2 separate regions of the Homo sapiens genome follow, and region 2 is linked to region 1. A link is a loop called in an ENCODE intact Hi-C map of the cell type or tissue named here. Cell type or tissue: MCF 10A. All regions are shown on one strand. Each heading gives the region's core, and the rest is flanking DNA. Links, peaks and the distances in the headings are about the cores only.

Region 1 (11,785 bases), core at 1,547-9,546:
TCCCTAAACACAGAGGCAGATACACACACACACACACCCTTGCAATACGATTATCACCGTCACTGTTCACGGCTCCCACCTACCGAGGGCTCACCATGTGCCAAGCGCCAGGAGCCTCGGGTGCTCTCTCTCTCTCACACACACACACGCGCGCGCACACCGATACACGCGTACACATGCACGCACGCACACGCGCACTCACACACGCACACACGTGCACACACGCACACCCATACACGCACACGCACGCACACCCCACACACACGCGCGCCCACACCTATACCCGCGCGCACACGCACGCACAAGCGCACGGCAGCGGCAGCACCCAGGTCCCTACACGCTGCCAGGGCCGATCCCGGACACCTTCCACCTCCTTCCCGGGACCAGGGCCAGGAAGTGCCCGCGTCCGGCGGGGCGCACCTTCCCCGCCGGGCGCCGAGTGCCCGCCCCGAGCAGCCCCGCACAGCCCCGCGCCCCCGCTCCGCCCGCTGCCGCCCGGAGGGACCGCTCCTACCTCGGGCCCTTTGTCCTCCGGCCGCCGCGGCCCCGCTCCTGAGCGCCCGCCGCCGACGGAGGCTAGCCCAGCCTACAGGCTGAGCTCGCGGCCGCAGCGCCAGGCCCCGCACCCGGACCTGGCCCCGGCCCCGGCCACGGCGCGGGGCGCTCGGCAAAGCCCGGATCTCCGGAACCGCGGCCAGCGCGGAGGACTCGACCCCTGACACTGGCCGCCCCCTGTGGTCCACTTCTCCGGGTCTTCGGGACGGCCGCGGAGGAGGGCCGGGCGGTGGGCTTGGCTGCCCCAGGACCTCCGCCGGGGAAGGGTCGGGGGAGGGCGCGGGGCCGGAACCCCTAGCGGCGGCCGGCGATGGGTGGAGGTGACAGGGACAGAGGGGAGCCCCCTGCGCCCTCCCACCCGGGTTCGCGCCCCGGGCCTGGAACCCCAGTCTTACCCTGTCCCGCCCGCCCTCCTCCCCAACAAAGACGCGCTCCCCCACTCCCGTGCCCGGCTCCCCGCGACCCAAGGAGGGTCACCGTGCGGGGCTGCCCCGCCAGCTGACCCTGCCCTGGCGGCTGCCGGGTCCCTTCCCGCGCCCACCTGCGTGGGTTCAGAAAGATGGACGGAACCTCGCACCTGAGCGCCCAGCCCCGGCTCCGCGCGCCGTCTGCGCTCAGCGGTGTCGCCGTCCTCCCTCCTCTTACGGGGGCTGCCCTCCCTGCAGCAGCCCTGTCCCACCCCCGGGCCCAAGCACCCCGACATTCCCGCGGGGTCACACTGGACATCCCCTCCGGTGACAGGGCACTTAGCGGGGAAGAAGATCTGGACAGAGGTTGGGAGACCCCTCGGAGGAGCGAGGTCATTTTGTCACTTGGGAACGCAGGCGCCCAGACGGGACACGGCAAGGCTGTGAGGCAGCAGGAGTGGAGCCCAGGCTTCCGGACAACTCCACCCCAGGGGCCCCCGGATCCCCACGCTCGGCCGCCGGGACTGAGCCCGACCGAGCGCGGTGACCGGGGGCACCCGCCGCCCTCTCCCCACCGCCGCCGACCGCTCAGGACGCGGAGATTGAGGGACCCGGTCCCCAACAGCTGAGGTCGGCGAGCGGTCCATGAGGGCCCAGCCTGAGGTCAAGAGAGGAAAAGGAAGATTCTGGAACGATGGACCCCTGCGGGTGGAACCCGGCCAGCTTTTCCTGGTGACAGCCAGGTCGGAAAAAATGAGTGAAGGAAGGAAGAAATGAACGAACCTCAAATGAGTCCCTCAGTCCTCACTGGCGGCTGCTGCTGAGGTGGCCCCTAGCAAAGAAGCTGAGACAAGAAACAAAGAGAACTAGAGATTTCTTTTTTTTTCTTTCTCTCTCTCTCTCTTTTTAATAAAAAGACAGGCCCCTGTGTTTTCAGGAGGCAGCCAGAAGCAGAACTGGAGTCAGGAAACCGTCCCTGGGCCCCCTGCCACTCACCCCCAGGACCCACAGTGGGGCCTTGGGCCTAACAGCCACTGTCTTTGAAAACACCCTGAAAAGTCACAGTTCACGAATCTGGGCGGTTAAACAAAAGAAGCCGGGAGTGAGGTTATAGCCCCCAGCACCTGCCAGCACACAGGTCCTCAGTAAAAGTGCATCGTGAGTGAACCCCTGCAGCTCGCCATACTCTGATTGGCAGCACCCTCATTTTCCTTTTCTCATCATGAAATAGCTCAAACACCCGCATTTGACTTTTCTCATTGTGAAATTTTCAAACACACGCTAAACTAGGAGAGTAATGTAAAGAGCCCATGTGCTCAAGAACAAGCCAATCCTAACATCGGGCCACACTTGCTTCAAATGTTTAAGACATGAATATTGCAATACAGTTAAAGCCCCTGGAAGCCTTCCTCATGTCACCCCGAGTACTCTTCCAAAGCATCCCATTCCTGTTTTTATACTATTACTGCATATGCGTGTGTTCATAAGTCATACAGAAGATTTTTACAACTTCCTGTGTGTTCCTGTTTCATTCTGTAACCCGGTCGGTTTGTCTTGTTTTGCTCAAGATTATAAGATCCATCTGATCATCCATATAGCTCTAGTTTATTCATTTTAACTATTAAATAGCATTCCGTTGTATGAGTAGGGCACAAGTCATATATACATTCTTCTGTTGATAGACATTTGAGTTGAGATTATAAAGAAGACTGCAGTGAGCATTCTTGAACTGCATTTATCTTTCTAGGGTATAGCTCATTTCAGCCACTCTAGTAAAAACGTGCAGAATAATGATGTTGAATTAACATTAGCCCAAATGTCTGCTCTATGGTTTGGGTTACTTACTGCAACTGCTAAACCAATAATCACTGTGAAAAATGTCCTTACATTTTTTCCTCTTTACGTTTTGACAGCTGTGTCTTACCAAGCAGATAAAATCCCATAGAACAGAGGTCAGCAAATTTTTCTTAAACGGCAAGAGGCCAATATTTTAGGCATTGCCTTCTAGGATGCAGAGTTGAGGCTTACATAAACCATTTAAAATGTAACTTTTTTTTTTTTTTTTTTAGAGATAGGGGGTCTCGCTCTTGTCACCCAGGCTGGTCTGGAACTCCTCGCCTCAAGTAATTATCCTGCCTCAGCCTCCCAAAATGCTGGGGTTACAGGCACGAGCCCCTGCTCCCCACCTAAATGTAACCTTTTGAGAATGTAAAAATATACTTACTTGGACTGTAAAACAAAAATAAAAAGCAAAAGTTAGTCAACTGAATGGATTTGGCCCCTGGGCTATAGTTAGATTTCCCACTCCTGCTATAGAATAATTCATTACATAAATGAATTCCTTTCTTTAAATAGGCAATCTTTCAATCATGACAAAAGTGTAATTTGGCTCAACAGAAGAATCAAAATGAATATGATGTTACACTGAGGGAAAAATTCCTAGGAAGATGTCCCATACCTTAACTAATTAATACAATGACTTTGAGAGAAACCATTTAATCCTATTTTTGAATATCTATAATGAATTTTAGAAATGCATAAACTCCTACCAACTAAGAATTCATTAGTTGGTAGAACTAATTAATGTAATTCTTTTCTCAGCTAAGAAAACAAATGAGATTCGATGAAAAGTTGTTTATTATTTTCTTATTTAATGAATCACCTCCCCGCTCCTAGTTCATTGATTTAAATACAAGCACACAAGTACAAATGATTATGTTTTTCCTGGAACCTGACCCACTTGTTTTATGTCTTTATTGAACTTGAACCAAAACTTGGAAAAGTCATTTCAAGATAGTTTCTTAAATGAGCTGAATTAGCCCGGTTTAAAATGTTGACAAGAATGGGGCCGAGCTAAAAAACTTTGGTGGCCAACCTGTAACTTGCAAAGGAGCCGTCTCTCTCCAAGCCCATTCAATAAGCAGAGGCCTTCCCCAAAAACGGCGGGGTGGGCAAAGCAGTTAGAGGTGGCTCTCTTCTGACCTTTGTGTCTTTGCCAGCATTATCCTAAAGAATCTCTCTCTCTCTCACACACACACACACACACACACACATTGTTCTCTCCCTCACACATACACATTCTCACACACATTTCCCCCTTACGTGTCTTACGTAACGGTGCATGTGCTATGCATGTTGATTCCGTACACATATCTACTTCCTTAAATGCATGCAGTACTCGTGCTTCAAGCATACACATGGCTCTTTTTCACACATATCCATACTCTCACCCACAAACACGCTTTGTCGCACAAACAGTTCTCTGCTGGATACATATGGTCTGTTTGCACCTGTATTTCTGTTTTGTGCAGACCCAACACTTCTCATACCTTTTTCTTTCTACCATCCACACATTTTCACACCCCTCCACCTAGCTTGCTTAAATTGTCCCAAAATGTGGATGGGAAGGTGCATTCGTTTGCTAGGGCTGCTATAACAAAGTGCTCCAGACGGAGGGGCTTAAGCAATAGAAATCTATTGTCTCCCATTTGGAGGCTAGAAGCCCGGCATTGAGATGTGAGTAGGTTGGTTCCTTCTCATGGCTGTGAGGGAGGATCTGTCCCAGACTTCTCTTCTTGGCTTGTAAATGGCTTTCTCCCTGAGTCTCTCCACATTGCCTTCCTTCTATGCAAATTTTTTTTTTTTTTAGACTGAGTCTTCACTCTGTCAGCGAGGCTGGAGTACAGTGGCATGATCTCAGCTCACTGCAACCTCCGCCTCCCAGGTTCAAGTGATTCTCCTGCCTCAGCCTCCTGAGTAGCTGGAATTACAGGCATGCAGCACCATGCCCAGCTAATTTTTGTGTTTTCAGTAGAGACGGGCTTTCACCATGCTGGCCAGGCTGGTCTCAAACTCCTCACTTCAGGTGATCCATCCGCCTTAGCCTCCCAAAGTGCTGGGATTACAGGCATGAACCACCATGGCTGGCCCCTCTATGCAAATCTGTGTCCAAATTTCCTCTTGTTATAAAGACACACCAGTCATTTGGGACAGGACTTGCCCTAATTACTTCACTTTAGTTTGATTACCTCTGAAAAGATCCTCTCTCCAAATAAGGTCACATCCTGAGGTACCAGTTAGAACTGCAACATATGAATTTTGGAAGGGTCCTGGCACAAATAGGACACAATTTGACCCATAGCAGTAAGGTTCGGGTTTGGCTTGTTTCTGAGTGAGGTTTAGACCAGAAATACTAAACTCCATCTTGATCAGTAGTAAATCTGAAGCCTAGATGTGGCATTTCCTCATTAGAAACCTTGAACTCAAATCCAACTGCACCCCTCTCCCCACCAAGGGAGGGGGTAAGGGAGGGGATAAGATCCTCACCTGGATCTTATCAGGAATACTGGTCACCCAAAATTCAAGGGCTCCATTCAATGGACTCCCTAAGGTGAAAGTGCGCCACCTGGTGGAGAGCACTTTGACTTCACTACACATTTGCAAATGATTGACCAGCTGGTAGCAGCACTACCAAAAGCATCTTGGTTGACATTAAATATTAGATAAAACAGAGGAAGGAATCAGGGGGGCAAAATGAATTTGATGCAACCAATATAGTTCATGGGGTAGTGCCTGAGACGTGAACATTTAATAATCAAGAAGACATTATCTAACAAACTAGATAGTATTTGCATAGAATTCAAGAATAGAAGGTAGTAATTCACCTCTGATGGAACTTTCTTTAAAAATCTGGGTGCAGTGTGGGTGCACACTAGACCTGGGCTCCCAATAACCAAAGAAGATGAAATTATATAAACGTTTGAATGGGAAGAAACTCTGTTGTTCCAATAACATACATAGAAATACACCTTTCTGTCAGGTGTGTAGCAACATTTAAGGACCACCTTCTTGATCTCTAATGGCAGTTACAGAACAAATTACATAGGACAAGAAAACACAAAGGGTAGAAAACAATATCACAGTGGATGTCTGTACCCATCACACTTAACCTCGTCATCCGATTTCTCTTTTTCTCCAAAGAACACCTCTTGGGATTTCATTCTTTAAGGCACGTGATAGTGTGTAATATACACGAGGTACATTATATACATGTTTTGTTGTGTGTTTGTTGTTTTCTGAGACAGAGTCTCACTCTGTCACCCAGGCTGGAGTGCAGTGGTGGCATCATGGCTCACTGTGGCCTTGGTCCCCTGGGCTCAATTGATCCTGCCACCTCAGCCTCCCAAGTATCTAGCAGTACAGGCGTGCACCACCACATCCAGCTAATTTTTGTATTTTTTGTAGATATGGGGTTTTGCCTTGTTGCCCAGTCTGGTCTCAAACTCCTGGCTCAAGCGATTGGCCCGCTTCAGCCTCCCAAAGTAATCCCAAGTAGCTGGGATTACAGGCATGAGCCACCACACCCAGCCTATATACATATATAATATACTTGAATGATTGTAATGTGTCCCAAAATTCATATATACATTTCAGTACCACGTCAGACTTTAAGCTAAAATGATTGAAAACCTTTAATAGCACCAGCAAAGAAAACTACTGTTCTGGCAGTTAGCAGCCTTTGATATAGAGCTTCTTTCTATCCAAAAGAATGTGGATTCTTTTGTTGGAGAAATGTGTTAATACAAATGAACAATGCTGTTTCTTAAAAGCTGAGTGAAAATTTATTTGCTTTATCATAGTTCCATACCTTTATCTCTTGCTAGAAAGAGTTAAGGTAAATTGGTAGGATAATCTATGGAGGACAATTTGGCAATTGCCAATGATCAAAATCACCAATGCATGTATCTCTGACCTGGTAGTTCATTTCTAGCCATTTATCTTTTAGAAATACTCAACCTTAAATGAAGTAACATCTGCACAAGATTATTCTATATTCAGTGTTATTTATAGTAGCAAAATATCGGAAATAACCTAAGTGTCCAGTCTTGGGGTACAGCATGGTTAATTTATGGTGTATACACACAATTCAATACTGTGAAGACATAAAAAAGAGTAAGAAAGGGCCGAGTGTGGTGGCTTATGCCTGTAATCCCAGCACTTTGGGAGGCCAAGGAAGGCGGATCACCTGAGGTCAAGAGTTCGAGACCAGCCTGGCCAACATGGTGAAACCCTGCCTCTACTAAAAATACGAAACAGCAGAGTGTGGTGGTGGGTGCCTGTAATCCCATCTACTCAGGAGGCTGAGGCAGGAGAATCACTTGAACCCAGGAGGCGGAGGTTGCAGTGAGCCAAGATTACACCACTGCACTCCAGCCTGGGCAACAAAAATAAAACTCCTTCTCCAGAAAAAAAAAAAAAGAGTAAGAAAGGTATTTATTGCACTGACAGAGAGCAATCTGCAAGGTATTTTGTTAGGTTGAAAGAAGGAAAAAAATACATTACTAGTGCACTAAAAGGGGGAAGGATAACGTAGATGAACATTTTTGCATAAATATTCTGCAAGAATATCTGAGAAACCAACACAATGATAGTCTCCAAAGAGAGGACATTACTGCCGAGAGACAAGAGTGAAAGGGAGATTTTTCACTGTTACTCTTTTGTGTCTTTTGAATTTTGAGCCATGTAAATATACCTCTTCAAAAAAAAATTTAAAGTTTTTTTGTTTGTGTAATTTGCCTTGACCAAAATTTCTCCAAGGTCTAATGATATTTAAAATTTCTTGGTATCATGAGCCTGAAGCCAATATGATGTGATAATTCTCTGATATTTGACTACTTTCTTTCTATTTTAGGAGAAGGTACTGTAATTTTTTTAATTATGTAAATGATACATGACTACTTAGCAAAACAAAAGATTTTAAGCTTGTTGACTGTATTCCTCTTTCAACACAATTAATTCAAATGAATTTTTGTAATATATACCCCTACCACAGAAAATGCAAAAGAAAAATTGAAATGATTCATCTGAATTATTACCAATGAAACTTTGGTAATTTTTTTTTTTTGAGACACGATCTCACTCTGTTGCCCAGGCTGGAGTGCAGTGGTGCAATCACGGCTCACTGCAGCCTCAAACTCCTGGGCTCAAGTGATCCTCCCACCTTACAGCCTCCCAAATAGCTGGGGACTACAGGTGTGTGCCACCATGCCTGGTTAATTTTTATATTTTTTGTAGAGATGGGAGTCTTATTTTGTTGCCCAGGCTGGTCTTGAACTCCTGGGCTCAAGCAATCTGCCTGTCTCTGCCTCCCAAAGTGCTGGGATTACAGGTATGAGCCACCATACCCGGCCTGGTAAAATCTTTAACAAATTGGCCAGGTGCGGTGGCTCATGCCTGTAATCCCAGCACTTCAGGAGGCTGAGGCGGGCAGATCACAAGGTCAGGAGATCGAGACCATCCAGGCCAACATGGTGAAACCCTGTCTCTACTAATAATACAAAAAAATTAGCTGGGTGTGGTGGTACACGCCTGTAATCCCAGCTACTCAGGAGGCTGAGGCAGGAGAATCACTTGAATCCAGGAGGCGGAGATTGCAGTGAGATGAGATGGCGCCACTGCACTCCAGCCTGGCGACAGAGTGAGACTCTGTCTCAAAAACAAAACAAAACAAAATCTTTAACAAATTATATCTGAACTCTGCAAATTTATACAAGATAAATTATCATCATTATCACAACTTGAGTGCGAGTATTCCGTTTTCCTTACTATTTTCATTTCTGAGAATTCCCAAGGCTAACTATTTTTTCTACAAAACAAAACTAATTTGAATCAATAGTATTTAAGCAATACTAAAAAAATTATTATTCAGCATATAATTCAAGCAGGAGGGAAAATAGAAGTTGCTAAACTTACCAATAATTTGATAGGCTGAATCAAAACAAAATCCTTTGTAATATTTACTTAGAAGATTTAAGACAAAACATTACATTTTGTCATCATGTTTTGCTTCATATTTCAAAGTCAGCATAGTTAAGATTCTCTTTTTCAAATTCAATTTAGTTATTTATAATGTAATGCACGTGTTGACAGTGAAACATCATTATTGTCATTTGCCCAGGTTGCTGGGGTCATCGAGCTACCTACAGGGAGGAAGCTGGGGTGCTAGCCTCATCTGGGTGTCCAGGGAAGGTTTCCCTGAGCGAATGATGTCCAAAATGAGGATAAGGAGTTTGCTAGAGGAAGCAGCAAAGGGATAATGTTTTAGGCAAAGAAAACATGAGGAGACTCAGTAGTGAGGAAAAGCTTTGGAGGAATTGAGTGAATATTAGTGTGACTGGACCAGAGAGAGTGCAATGCACCAAGTAGTCCATGATAAGGTGGTGGCCAGGGGCTCCTGAGTGTTCAGAAACAGCTGCAACCCTCCAGCAGCCGGCAGCGTGATGGGGAGACCACCAGGCAGGCAAGCGGCCAGTTTACAGGGGAAAACACTAACAAGGAGTATAAAACAAGGTACACAACAGATTTCAATCAGAGGACGGATGAGGTCAGATCTGCATTTTGAGATGATTTCTCTGGCAATGTGAGGTCAACAGCTGCAAAAAGTAAAAATAAAAAATAAGAAGAAGAAAAGACAAGAAAAAAGCAGCTCTTTGACAGTGACAGTGGAGAGCCAGTGGAGAGACCAAAGACAGGGAGATGAATTAGGAAGCAGCTGTGACAGTCCAGGAACAATGATGAGGAGGGCAGTAGCGGGCAGCGGGAATCGAGGGCAAGGAGGAGGCTGAAATGCTTTTTGGAGGCAGAGCTGACAAGCCCCCATGCCCATCCCCTTCCCTTTGTCACCCTCTCATTGGAGTTCACTGAGGCGGACAGCAATAGCTCATCTTTCCCGCAGCTCTTTGTGGACAGGCTGTCATGGGGATTTGCTGTCGTGGGTGTCTTTGACTACAGGGTTACCTTTTTGTTTTCTTTCCAAAGCAGGAGGCAGATACTGTTGCTAAGTGCAGAGACTGAATCCATGTGCTGGGACCAATGAAAGCCTCCATGAGCTACCATCTTGGGAGCCCTCTGGATAACCTGTCAAGTTCTGAACAAAACCTCAGGACAAAGTGTTCACCGCACCTCTCTTTGTTCCATTTGATGTCATTTTAGAAGCATTCTTAGTCACTGGGGTAGAGAGCTTCAAGACTCGATTAGAAATGGCTCCTGTGAAACTGTGAAGCTTGAGTGACCATTGAAGATGGATTTTGCACTACGGACTTGACACCTATTATCTCTCATACAACACAATTGCATGTATGTTTACCTTGAGTTTACAAATACGGACACTGAGAGTCCTAAAGATGAGGTTACCTGCCATGAGGGATAATTGGAGTTGGTGCTGGACACACTCTAGCCTGGGCTCATCTGCTCATGTCACTCCACCCTCCTCTTTCTGCATCCTCCCATCTCTTCCACACTCCTCTCCTGCCAAGTGTGTTTGTTCCGGGCCCTTCATAAAAGTTGGACTCATCTGGGAAGAATAAGACCAGCGTTCATGTGGCAGCTCTGATAGGGACCATCTTATGGACATTAAGCAAGTCATTTGACCGCTGTTCTCAGTTTCCTACTAATATGCTTTGGATTTGTGTCCCTGCCCAAATCTTATCTCGAATTGTAATCCCCAATGTAAGAGGTGGGGCCTGGGGAGATGACTGAATCATTGGGGTGGGTTTCTTATGAATGGTTTAGCGCCGTCCCCTTGGGTCATGGGCGGGGAGTAAGGGGAGAGGGTAGAATTGGAGATTTGGGAGACACAGCAGGCAATCAGCACAGATTTATAGATGGGTGAACGGATGGCGAACAGTAGAGGGGACTGACCTGGGAAATGCTATAAGATTCTCATGCTGTTCTCATGACAGTGAGTGTGTTCTCAGAAGATCTGGTTGTTTAAAAGTGTATAGTACCTTGCCCCTCACTCACTCTCTTTCTCCTGCTCTGGTCATGTGATGCGCCTGCTTCCCCTCACCTTCCGCCATGATTGTAAGTCTTCTGAGGTCTCCCCAGAAGCCAAGCAGATGCCAGCACCATGCTTCCTGTACAGCCTGTGCCACCATGGGCCAATCAAACCTCCTTTCTTTATAAATTACCCAGTCTCTGGTATTTCTTTATAGCACTGTGAGAGCAGACTACTACACCTCCCCTGTAAAGTAAGAGGGTATACTCAATATCTCTTCCTGCTCTAAGGTTCTAGGACCCAGACTATTACATATTACAGAAAACTGATGGGGAACAATCCTTGCTGTCACTCTTTCTCCTCTGCCATGCTTCACAAGTGCCTCTCCCTACTCCAGTTATCATGGGAGGATGTGTACTTAGAGATCCTGTGAGATAGCCACAGACAGGCACAGATAATCTCTGGTGAGGCCCCACAATCTTGTCATGTTTCCCAAGTCAGTCTCCTCTACTGTTCCCCATCCATCTGCCCATCCATAAATATGTGCTGAGCACCTGCTGTCTCTCAAATCTCCAATTCTACCCTCTCACCTTACTGTCAGCCAATGACCTTTGCTCCTCCCTCACAGAATAAGAATTCCCTCAACTTCCTGCCAAAGTACCTTACAAATTAACCTGCATCTGTCCTCACACTTTTCTCCCCTCCTCCCGTCACTTGGGAGGTGGGGTCCTTTCTCTCATCTCCCATCCCCTCCTCCATTAGCTGTCTGCATCTCATCCCTGTCAGCATTCCCCAAGTGCTGGGATTACAGGCGTGAGCCACCATGCCTGGCCTAGGCCTTTAAATTTGGGTGTTCCTCTGGGTTCCATCCTCTGGTTTTGCCCCACGTTGCTTCACTCACGCTCCCTGAATGATCCATGCCTAAACTTCAAGCACCCAAATTGCCATTGTCAGGCCAATGGATTCCCTCGAATCCAAACAGCCTCCAAACTCTGTTCTTTCTATGTTTCCCTCTCTTGAGTCTATTCCCTCTCCATTTTCACAGCCC
Region 2 (11,785 bases), core at 1,367-9,366, 170 kb before region 1:
GAAAGAAAGGAGAAGGAGAACTGGGACAGCATATTTGGCGAATGACAAATGCAGTCATAGAAGAATTCTTGTTTCTTCTCTAGACGTGAAGGCCTTTAAAAAGCTGCACTGGCCTTTCCAACTGTTTTGTGAAGTAAAATGCTAATTCCCTCTGGGCTGGGAAATCTGCCCAAGCAAGTAGACTGAAAAAGAAATGAAAGCTGTCAACACTGGATGCACCCTTGGTTCACAGTCTTCCCTTCAACAAAAGCTGTCTGCAGAATCTTAAGCCAGATCTAGGAGGTTTCATGCAATTTTTAAGATTAAAAGTGATTTCTAAACCTTAATACTGGGCTGTCCCACACTCTGGATGGCACATAATGTGGTATGTTTCATAAATGCCCACACCCAGGATTACCTCCAGGAAACCCGAGAACTGGGTTTCCCAGTGAGAAAAGATTGGATCTGTACCTTGATTGTACACAGAACCTTGCGAGCCAACATTGCCTTCTAATATATGGCATTCAGTGGCAGTAAATTGCTCAGAACAGGAAGCAGCTGTGACGTTAGTGGAAATATTATTACACATGCAGGCATGAATCTAGGTTTGTTCTATCACTTAATAGCTGTGTCATCTTAGACAAGTCATTTTACCTCTCGGAGCCCCAGTTTCTTCTTCCATAAGATGATCCCAATAATATCCATCTCAGAGTATTGTGTTGATTCAATGAAATAATGAATATTTAGTCATCTAGTAAAATGCCTGGCACAGAGTGGGTGCTCACAAATGTTTGCTACTCACTATGTTCATTTTGTAGCTAACACACTCTCTGGGGAGCTGGGTGACTTGGCCAAGGAATAGAAGCTCGAACCCAAGTCTTCTGATTTGAAATGCCAAGCCCTCTCCACTGCCACATCCTGCCATGGGAACTCCAACTCCTACATAATCAATGTTGCTTCTTGCAGGATGATTCCTCCTCTGTTACTGTAGCAGCTCTTAATTAGCTAAAAGCATCCAGGTGATTTTTTTCTTTGGGAACTATCTCTGACCCTGACTACTAGGCAGGTCAGAAAAGCATCTCTGAGCCCAGATGGCAAGGAACAGAGAAAACAGCTCTAAAGCTAGGCCTAGTAGGCACTAAGTTAGTGGTGCATAGCACATAGTCATGAAGACCCATTAAACACTGACCTACAGCCCCAGCCCACTGTGAACCCTTGTAGTAAGGTTGGGTTTTGCTGATTGGTTTGGGTTTTGAGGGCTTTCTATTTGGTTGGACTTGAGACTGTAAAGCAGAGTCCTGGGGTAAGCGAGGGTCTTAACTCTCAGAGTGTCCTAGAAAAGATTCTTGCAGGTCTTGGAGTGCCCCCTAAATGAAGAAATAGGAGGGTTTAACGGTTGGTTGTGTATGGACTGTTAGAGGCGCATGAATGGGGCTTCCTGTTCAAAATGACATCTGGCTAAGAGTCCCCTGACACAGCCCTTTCCAGTAGAACAAAGGTAAAGATACAATGGGGAAGGGCTAATGACATTAGGAAAAGCAAGGAATGGAAGCGAAAAATCTCCTAACTTCTAGTAGCTATCAAACTGCTGGAATTTTCAACCACTGGTTAAAGAAAATGCTCTATTGCCTAAAACAGCACACCTCTAGGTTTAAAATAAGTCGGAATTTGCTTAGCTTCCCACTGCCAGAAGTGTAGATGAAGACTTTGAAGTCATTGGAAACCTGCACCTCCATTTTATACCTCCCCATCAGTTCCCTCTTCTACATTAGTTTAGAAAGAACCTGGTAATAACACTGACATCAACCCAAATGTCCTGATTTGGATCATGTCTAGAGATAGGTCAGAGGCATTGCATCCTAACCAGCCCTTATCCATGGCACGGAGAAGGAGAATCCACCAACTCCAAAACAGTTAGGAAGCAAGGCCAAGGGCAAGCCTTACCAACTGAAAAAAATTGAATTTGATTTTTCTTCATTCCATAAAGAAAAGTAAAGATACATACACACACACACAGGACCAAATTGAGGGTGAGGAATTCTGCAGGATAAAATGTGCAATAGGTCAGGAGCACACCCTGGCAAATGGATTTACTATCCCAGACAATGATTTCTTCCCTTCATAGCTTGCAAGAAAGCATGGCTCCTTGGCATCGCATGCAAAAGGCCATCAAGGAAAGGACAAGTTGTGACAAAAGGGAGCATGGCAATGCCCTGCAGGCAGTAGAGAGGGAACGACAGTGTAGGAATTCAATCTGGGGTTTGGTGACACACTTGAGAAGCCCTTCTGGAAGGGAGTGGAAAGGCATGAGGAGATGAAGACAAGACAGGCCCTGATGGTAGATGAAAACCACAGAGCAGCAGATCACCAGAGCTAACGGGAAAGGGTGGGAGCTCAGAGGAAAAAAATGCCGCCAAATAGGAGGGATTTACTGAAAAGTTTTAACCAGAGGAGTGACACAATCAATCATTGAAACAGAGAAGGAACACTATCATATTGTGTGTGTGTGTGTGTGACATTTGAGTAGTGGGGAATTTCCTGTTTAAGAAAAAGTGTACAATTTACACATAAGTCCTCTTACCTTACAAAAAAGTAAAGCATCTGGAAGGCCAGAGAGAAAAATGCGGAAGCCCCCTCAACACACCCCACTCCCTGCCCCTTCCCTAATGTGGTCATTGTCAACAGTTTGGTGTTCATTATTCCAGTTTCTTTCTACACATAAGCAAAAATACATGCATAAATTACGCCTATGTATTTTTACATGTAAACTAAAGTTTGTGTTTCTTTCTCTGATCAATATCTCCATGTCAGTATACATAAAACTGCTAACATAAAAGTGTTATTTTTCGCTTTTGTGTTTGGAACACTGTTCTAGAAAATCAAGTCTGCCTAGGAGGAGCTAGAGTGGTTTAGAAAGTGTGTGCCCCCATCATCATTGGACTATAGAAGAGTAAGGACAAAAGCAGCGAAGATGAGTTAGAGAGATGGAGATATTTTCTTAGCAGAAAGGCTGAGAACTGAGGAGAGAGACTAGACTGATATGAAATGAAAAATGAGATGTTGAAGGCCAGTGAGACATACAACGAGGAACTGGAGAGAGGCCTAGATCCAACTGTTCTTAAGGAAGGTATTAGAAAAGGGGGTGATGTCTTAGTTGTGTGAGATCAGAAGTGATGAGGGGAAGAACATTCTGCTCATCTGACAAGAACAGCAGCCTGGCATGTGACCGCAAAGGGACCGAGGACCCAGGAAACTCTGGAGATGCGACTTTTAAAGCCACAGATACGTTTTGGAGTAGGAGTAATTGGGGAACAATCCCTTAAAATATGACCACAGTGCCAAGTAGTTACAGAAAATCTGGGTATGTTTGAGAGGGGAAGTCTAGAGATAGCAATGTAAATACTCAAAATGCTATTAACTGAGTTTCAAGTTCTCTGTAGGTGGAAATACAGAAATTGCTGGGTCCTTAAGGAGCATCCCTGAGAAATGTATAGAATATGGGATCTAGGGAAGGCCCAGTCAAGATGAGATCTATTGGAGAGGAGCCAGACAGCACGTGGGTGGATCAAGCCCCAGCCTGGGTTAGATGCTGGCCTGACAAAATAGCTCCTGATGGTTCTATGCAGGGAGGTAAGTTAATATTTGTGACACACTTAGAACAGGGAGTCAAAAATGATATGTATGTGGTAAGGGATAAATATGTTTGTGCTAAAATAAGTTAAGTTAAAATGAACATTTTTATTTGCATAGTAGATAGAATTGGCAGATCCCAGACTCATCGATTTCATCTCTCTCACTGTGGGAAGCCCAACAAGACAAAATCTAGAGAAGCACATTAGGAAAACAAATGTCTGTGCAGAAAATAAAAGAAATCGTAAAAGGCAGTCCCATTCACCATTATCTATTCACGGCCTAGCCCTACAAGTGTTAGAGACGAGGGAGATCAACTCAGGAAGCAGGATAGAGGCAGCTCTTAGCAGGAAAAAAGGAGACAGGAGTGGCACATCCTTCTAAATAGAAAAAATATAGCAGAAAGAAAGGGGATTGAAAGCCATGGGCACTCCAAAATGAGGGAGGAGGGTATGTCAAGAAACATATGAGCAGTACTGGCCTTCACTGCATATGAGCAGTGCTGGCCTTCACCAGGGTTTGGGAAGGTGATTGATTCTCCAGCAGAAACAAATGTGAGGGGGTGGGGGAAGCTTCTCCAAGAAGCAGGCTCCATAGCTCCAAGCAGGTTCTGCCCCATGGCAGGACTGCAAACACCTGCACATGGGTGAGAGTGTCTGGGGACAGCTGGTCAACCAAGAGGGTGGGCCCTTGAATGTTACTGCTGTGATGGGATGATCATGCTAAGCAGGTTTCTCAACTTCACAGGAAGGCAGTGATGCCTCCAAGTCTCATTGTTTGAGATAGGAAAGAGCAGGCAGAGATGGTGTTTCCCCTGGGTAGTGGAAACAGCACCATCCTTAACGTGGATGGGGGAGTTACCCAGTTGAATTGAAGTGCAGACGTTGTGGATTCCAGACCCACAGGCACAGACCGGCTTCCTGGAATGACTAAAACCAAAAGGATTTTCCCATGCTCCTCCTTCACTCAGATATCACCGAGGGTCCTCTGTGGCTTTTGGAAGCATTAAACAGTGTACTTTAACATAATTTTGCCTGAGAAAATCTCCTTGTTTTCTAAATGTTATGAGGGAAAGCCCAGTACTTTAATAATTGCATCGATTCCTTGAATCGCTGGATCTAAAAACTGGGGAACATCAATTAATTACCAATGTGCTAACACAACCTTCAGAGAACCTGGAGGAATCCAGTCCAGTGAGCATTCCCAGGCTGCAGCTGCAGAGGGAGCCCCAACTCTACCAGGCATCTAGAACATTCCTGGGTGAGAAGAAGCTGAATAACAAGTAAGGGAAGATGGATTGGGACTTTACCTTAAAGAATACATATAATTTCTTCGGATTTTTCATCCATTTCTGCTTTACATTTGATTCCTTTGTGTTTCAATGTCTGTGAACATCAACTGATGAGGGACTTTGATTTTGCCCCCAAAATATATAATAGGAGAGGATTAATATTCAAATGTGGGGTGTATTAATCCATTTTCATGCTGGTGATAAAGACATACCAGAGACTGGGTAATTTATAAAGAAAAAGAGGTTTAATGGACACATAGTTCCACGTGGCCAGGGAGGCCTCACAATCATGGCAGAAGGCAAAAGCCACGTCTTACATGGTGGCAGACAAGAGAGAATGAGAACCAAGTGAAATGGCTTTTCCCTTATAAAACCATCAGATCTCATGAGACTTATTCATGACCACAAGAACAGCATGGGGAAAACTGCCCCCATGATTCAGTTGTCTCCCACCAGGTCCCTCCCACGACATGCAGAAATTATGGGAGCTATAATTCAAGATAAGATTTGGGTGGGGACACAGTCAAACCACATCACAGGGACATCTCCATTTTGTTAGCAGACGGTTATTGGAACATCTCTCAGGGCCATCAAGTTGCATAATCCTAGCAGGCACAATTCACATTGCTCATCAAGATAGGTTAAGTAATGCCAACATCACAAATGAACCCTGAAATTGCAGTAGCTCAACAGTGTAAAAAAATGGTCACTGGTTCTTGTCATAGAACATCATTATGAGGGCGAGGGTCTGTGCAGGGTCCCGGTCCCTTCATCTCAGGACACCCCCCTCCGAAACACACGGCCACCTCCTGGGGTCAAGTCTACGGCACCATCAAGGGCTTCAAGGAAGATTCAGAAAAAGCAAACATTGTTTTTGGGAAGGTGGTCTTAAAAATGAGAGCAGAGCTTCCCCCAAGGACTGTTCATCCCCCTAGGGGTCAGCCTATACTGACTGTAGGCTTAATGGTCAAGCCCAGTGGGTTAGGGAATCAAAAACTGAGGTAAACTAACAGGAAACATTTGTTCCCAACTTCTGATATTTCCTCCTACATGCAGGGAACACCATTAATGTAACATTTCTAGCTTCTGTCTACCTCCTCACTTACCCTTTGCCATGGGCAAAGAAGTAACCTGTGTTATAGGTTCAGGGAAGGAGCTGGCCTGCATAACTCAGCAATCTACTCCTTCCCTCTGCCCCTGGACCCAGCCTGCCTGAGGAGCACAGGATCCTGCCTGCTCTTCCAAGCTATACATTTGTACGGACGAGACCCCACATGGTGTCTGCTGCTTGCGGCCAGGTAGGAAGGCCTAATTCCAGCTTCAGCACTGGAAACCTTGTTGATACTGATATGCCTACATCTGCCTTATTGATACAACAGGGGACATTTTGGTCTTCATTTGTTTAACTACTGTTTTGTCTTACATCTGGATTCAGAGTGAGAATGTCAATCTCAATAGGCAGCTTCCAGAAACAATCTGGTTGGGATTTGGATTAGCTTTGTATTGAACTTATAAGTTAATTTGGGGGTAGGGTTGGGGGAGGAATTGGTAGTTTGATAATACTGAATCTTTCCATTAGGACATAGTTTTCTCTATATTTAATTTAATCTATCTTCTTTTATTTCTTTCATGGATGTTTTATAACTATCTTCACAGAGGTCTTACACATTTTCTACCTATTGGATACAATGTTCACTCTTCAGGTGATGGGTTCACTAGAAGCCCAGACTTCACCACTACACAATACATACATGTAAGAAGCCTGCACTTGTACCTCCTAAATCCTTAAAAATAAAACTTTAAAAATAAATAAGACTTAAAAAAATAAGTTTTCGGCAAGACCTAACTAGAAAAATGAGAAGACAGAGATATGACACTAAAAAAGAGAAATGAAGATAGTAAAGAGATTCTTAAAATTCCCACACAAATACATAATGTTTAAATTTATGCCAGAAAACTTGAAGGTTTTTATGAAACAGATAATTTCCCAGAATGTACATTTTAGAACGTTGGATAAAATCTAAATATACAAATAACTGTGAAATAAATTCTGCAACACACTCCATGTTTATTGCAGCACTATTCAAAAAAGCCAAGATTTGGAGCAACCTAAGTGTCTGTCAACAAACGAATGGATAAAGAAAATGGGATACATATACACAATAGGGTACTATTCAGCCATTAAAAAAAAAAAAGAATGAGTTTGGGAGGCTGAGGCAGGCGTATCATGAGGTCAAGAGATCGAGACTATCCTGGCCAACATGGTGAAACCCTGTCTCTACTAAAAATACAAAAATTAGCTGGGCGTGGTGGCGGGTGCTTTTAGTCCCAGCTACTCGGGAGTCTGAGGCAGGAGAATCAATTGAACCCAGGAGGCTAAGGTTGCAGTGAGCTGAGATCACGCCACTGCACTCCAGCCTGGCGACAGAGCAAGACTCCGTCTCAAAAAAAAAAAAAAAAAAAAAGAATGAGGTCCTGTCATCTGCAACAACATGGCTGGAACTGGAGGTCATTATGTTAAGTGAAATAAGCCAGCCACAGGACAAACTGAATGTTCTCACTTATTTGTGTGAGCTAAGAAAATTAAAACAATTGAACTCATAGAGAGTAGAATGATGGTTAGCAAAGGCTGGGAATAGCAGTTGGGGAAAGGGGTGTAGGGATGGGTAATGGGTACAAAAATATAGTTAGAGAGAATGAATAAGATCTAGCATCTGATAGCACAACAGGATGACTATAGTCAATAATTTATTAAACATTTAAAAATAAGAGTATAGTTGTTTATAACATATAGAAACAGGAAATGCTTGAGGTGCTGGATACCGCATTTACCCTGATGTGATTATTACACATTTTATGCCTGTAGCAAAAGATCTCATGTACCCCATAAGTATATACACCTACTATGTACCTGCAAAAGTTAAAAATACATAAATTGTATGAGTAGTTAAAAAAAAAAACCCTCTTTCTTAAAGAAAAAAAAGAAACTGGAACCATAATTCTTTTTAATGTCTTTACTATTCTTAACTGGTTTGGGATTAGTGTTATTTCCGGCCTTGCAGAAGTACAGATGTCTATATTTTCCAATGCTCTGGAAGTTTTATTTTATGGTAGTAAAATATACCAAAAAATTTACTATTCTTGACAGTTAGCATATTCACAACGTTGTGTAACAATCACTGCTCTCTAGTTCCAGAACATTTTCTGATTTTCTGGAATGATTTGTGTAACACAGAACTCTCTCATTTGAAGGTAACTTTATGTCCAACACTTTCTATGCCCATCAGATTTCATTTCTATTGGTCTCCTTCCTCTGTTTCTGAGAGAGATGGAGTGGTCTCCATTTATGACTACGGAATTTATGCATTCTTCTCATATATATATTTTTTATAGAGGTGGGGTCTTGCCATGTTGCCCAGGCTGGTCTCTAACTCCCGAGCTCAGGCACTCCTCCCATCTTGGCCTCCCAAAGTGTTGGGATTACAGATGTTGAGCCATCATGCCCGCCCCTCTTCTCATATTTCTAACAGTTCTCACTTTATATATTTCATAGCATGTGGGCATGTCTACATAAGTTTGTGATCAAAATGTTAAATTCTATTCTGATTAGCTTTCTCAGTCCAATCTGAGCACCTCAATCTATTTTTAGGTAAATTTAATCCACTTATATTTCTTTTGACTGTTGATATGTTTGGATGTTTGTCCCCTCCAAATCTCATGTTGAAATGTGATCCCCAATATTGGAGGTGGGGCCTGGTGGGAGGTGTTTAGGTCATGGGGGGCAGATTCCATCGTGCTTAGATTGCTTGGTGCTGTCCTCAGGATGAGTGGGTTCTCCCTGTGAGTTCACACGAGATCTGGTTGTTTAAAAGTGTGTGGCACCTCCCCACCTCTCTCTTGCTCCTGCTCTCACAATGTGTCTGCCCCCCTTCACCTTCCACGGTGATTGGAAGCTTCCTGAAGCCTTCACCAGGAGCAGATGCCAGCACCATGCTTCCTATACAGCCTGCAGAACCGTGAGCCAATAAACCTCTTATAAATTACCCAGTCTCAGGTATTCCTTTATAGTAACATACAAATGGACACACACACCTGCCATCTAATTTTGTTTCTTATTTGCCAAGATTTCCTGTTGTTCTCCCCATCCCCAACTGTTCTTTCCTTATGTTGGATTTCATTGATGTGGTGTTTGCTGTCTTCCCTTTAATGTTTTAGATGTTGGACATCCTTTCTTTTCTCCCAGTGGTCATCCGAAATGCTTAACATGCATATTTAAATGTTCCTTTTCTACCAGCATATTAATCAGTGCTGACCCTGTAAATCAAAAATTTCAGCTCGACTTCACTATTTTCTTAGTTTCTCCATCACTGATCACTCCCACCCCTGCTCCCATGTTGAGATCATTGCGGGTATGAGAGATTCATTCATTCACTGAGTGGGCAATGAATGAGCACATACCAGGAGCTGGGCAAATTCAAAGCTCTGGGCATGCAGCACTGAATGTTTCTTACAGAATTCCTACCTTCACAGAAGGAGACAAAAATAGCAAAAATGTATTCTATGTTAGTAGTTCCCCAGTATGGGATGGCCTCATTGGGAAGGTGACTTACGAGTAGCAAGAAAACATCAGGGTGTGGGAGAGTCCAAGGGATGAGCACTCCTGGCATGAGAGGCAGCAGGCCTGAGTGGGCACTTGCCTGGCAGGGTCCAGGGAGCTGATGGGGAGTGAGCAAGGGGGCCACTGGCCTTAGCCATGGCCGCATGCTTAGCCCAGGTCAGTGGAGCATGGGAAGCACGGCGGGAAGCGCTGCAGGGAATCAACCAGGCTGGCTGCTCCAAACCGCTCCCCCTGGTGATCATCCAGACAAATGCCCCAGGTCCCTTCCACTCTTTGCAGCCACCGTGAAGCTCAGAGTCCCCCCAAACTTTCTTCCCTTGGTGGCAGGCTTCTCTGCACATTCTGAGCTGGTTTCCTCCATATTTGTTCTCCTGCACGTCCAATGCAGTCTGCCTTTTTATCCTCAGGAATTCTGCAACATGTTAATATATTCCACTTTTATGGTTTTATTCTTATTTCTTTTCCAAAACTATCCATTTTAAGCAGCTAGTCCCCAGAGATGACTAGCCACACTACCTTATCTCGAAACAGTGCTATGAATACTCACCAACAAAACAATACATGCATTATAAGTTTTATTTATAAGACTGGAACAGACAAGAATATTAGTTTGAGGGTTTTTTCCAATTTAAATTAACTAATAAAGTGGGGAGAATGACACAAAAGCTGCTATTTACAAAAGACAAGTATATGATTAAAGAAGGTCAGTTTTTATTCCAAAATAGGAATAATGAGATATACAAAGTAATCATTTTATAAACATTGATCTAAATATTTAATACTCGCGGACTTTTTTTCTTAGGAAAAAAAGATTGACATCAACTCTTCGGCATCATCTTTTACAATCATTTATTCTTGGATTGTTATCCATTAGAGTGCTTATAAATGTCTAGGATAGATGTGTAAGAATGCATTCTGAGGCCAGGCGCAGTGGCTCATGCCTGTAATCCCAGCACTTTTGGAGGATGAGGTGGGCAGATCACCTGAGGCCAGGAGTTCACAAGACCAGCCTGGCCAACCTGGCGAAACCCCATCTCTACTAAAAAAAAAAAATACAAAAATTAGCTGGGCATGGTGGTGGGCGCCCATAATCCCAGCTACTCGGGAGGCTGAGGCTGGAGAATCACTTGAACCCAGGAGGCAGAGGTTGCAGTGAGCCGAGGTCATTGCACCATTGCACTCCAGCCTGGGCAGCAAGAGTGAAACTCCGTCTCCGAAAAAAAAAAGAATGCATTCTGATGATTAAATTGAACTGTCTTTAAACTTTTCCTTCAAGTTATGGGCCACTTCAAAAACAGTGTGGCATTGAGGGTAGGCAAGTGGGAGAAGGGAGACCTGGACTGCAGAGTCCAGAAGCCAGAACTTTGAACTGTGCTTCTAGCTCTTTCCAGCAGTGAGAACTTGGAAAGGTAGACTCTTTGCATCTCAACCTTCTCATCTTTCAAAGGGGATGAATAATTCCAATCACACAAGAAAGGACTGAACAAGATGAACAAGATGATCACTGTCCAGGCGCCGGGCAATGGGTGGCCTCTCAACTGTGGCTTTAAAAACCATTCTGGGGCAGGCACGGTGGCTCACGCCTGTAATCCCAGCACTTTGGGAGGCCGAGGCGGGCGGATCACGAGGTCAGGAGATCGAGACCATCCTGGCTAACATGGTGAAACCCCGTCTCTACTAAAAAATACAAAAAATTAGCCGGGCGTGGTGGTGGGCGCCTGTAGTCCCAGCTACTCGGGAGGCTGAGGCAGGAGAATGGTGAGAACCCGGGAGGCGGAGCTTGCAGTGAGCCGAGATCGCACCACTGCACTCCAGCCTGGGTGACAGAGCTAGAGTCCATCTCAAAAACAAAACAAAACAAAACAAAACAAAACAAAACCATTCTGTCAGTCTGTGAAGGGGTGAGCCCTAAGAAATACATCTCCCTGCCTCCTTCTCTCTTCTGTTCCCACCTCCTCTCTAGTCAAGTGAGATTCTTCCCTGAGGAACCAAACATTAGTAAGAGAAAATGAGCTACTTCAGCAACTGAAAACTAAACTCTAGTAAACTACAGTCATAAGTCTAGTTCTCATCAACTATTTTATATATCACTTTGGTTGTTTTCATTGTCTGTTTCAAGTAAGCAATGTGGTCCTTTCTCCTTTGTAAGGCTAATTTTAGGTCAACCTCTGTTAGCCTTATTTCCTCCCCGCCAACTCCCCCCCCAAAAAACCCTTTTAGTTTTAAAGAAAGCTTCTTTGCATTTTTGCCCTTTCTAAGAGGTAGGG

What was found. Hi-C counts contacts between places; a loop is a spot of excess contacts. Peaks named below come from ENCODE experiments on the same cell type or tissue, not always from the same donor. Only the 100,000 strongest peaks of a DNase experiment are listed, where the experiment ranks them.
Region 2: it touches region 1 in a loop (22-fold over the local background); 5 of 110 quality-filtered maps call a loop at or near these places.

The regions. Positions count from the first base shown.
Region 1 is chr2:11,471,693-11,483,477 of GRCh38, reverse strand. It overlaps a transcript of GREB1 not described here. Among named protein-coding and RNA genes, the nearest start is that of E2F6, 11 kb to the right of the region's middle. In MCF 10A, for the core only: a CTCF peak has its summit at 5,358 (motif pointing left); a DNase peak (open chromatin) is centred at 5,367.
Region 2 is chr2:11,641,080-11,652,864 of GRCh38, reverse strand. It overlaps GREB1 (growth regulating estrogen receptor binding 1), which reads right to left. Exons shown (of 33, transcript NM_014668.4): 33 at 10,077-11,785. Among named protein-coding and RNA genes, the nearest start is that of NTSR2, 23 kb to the left of the region's middle. In MCF 10A, for the core only: a CTCF peak has its summit at 4,836; no DNase peak of the experiment used is centred there.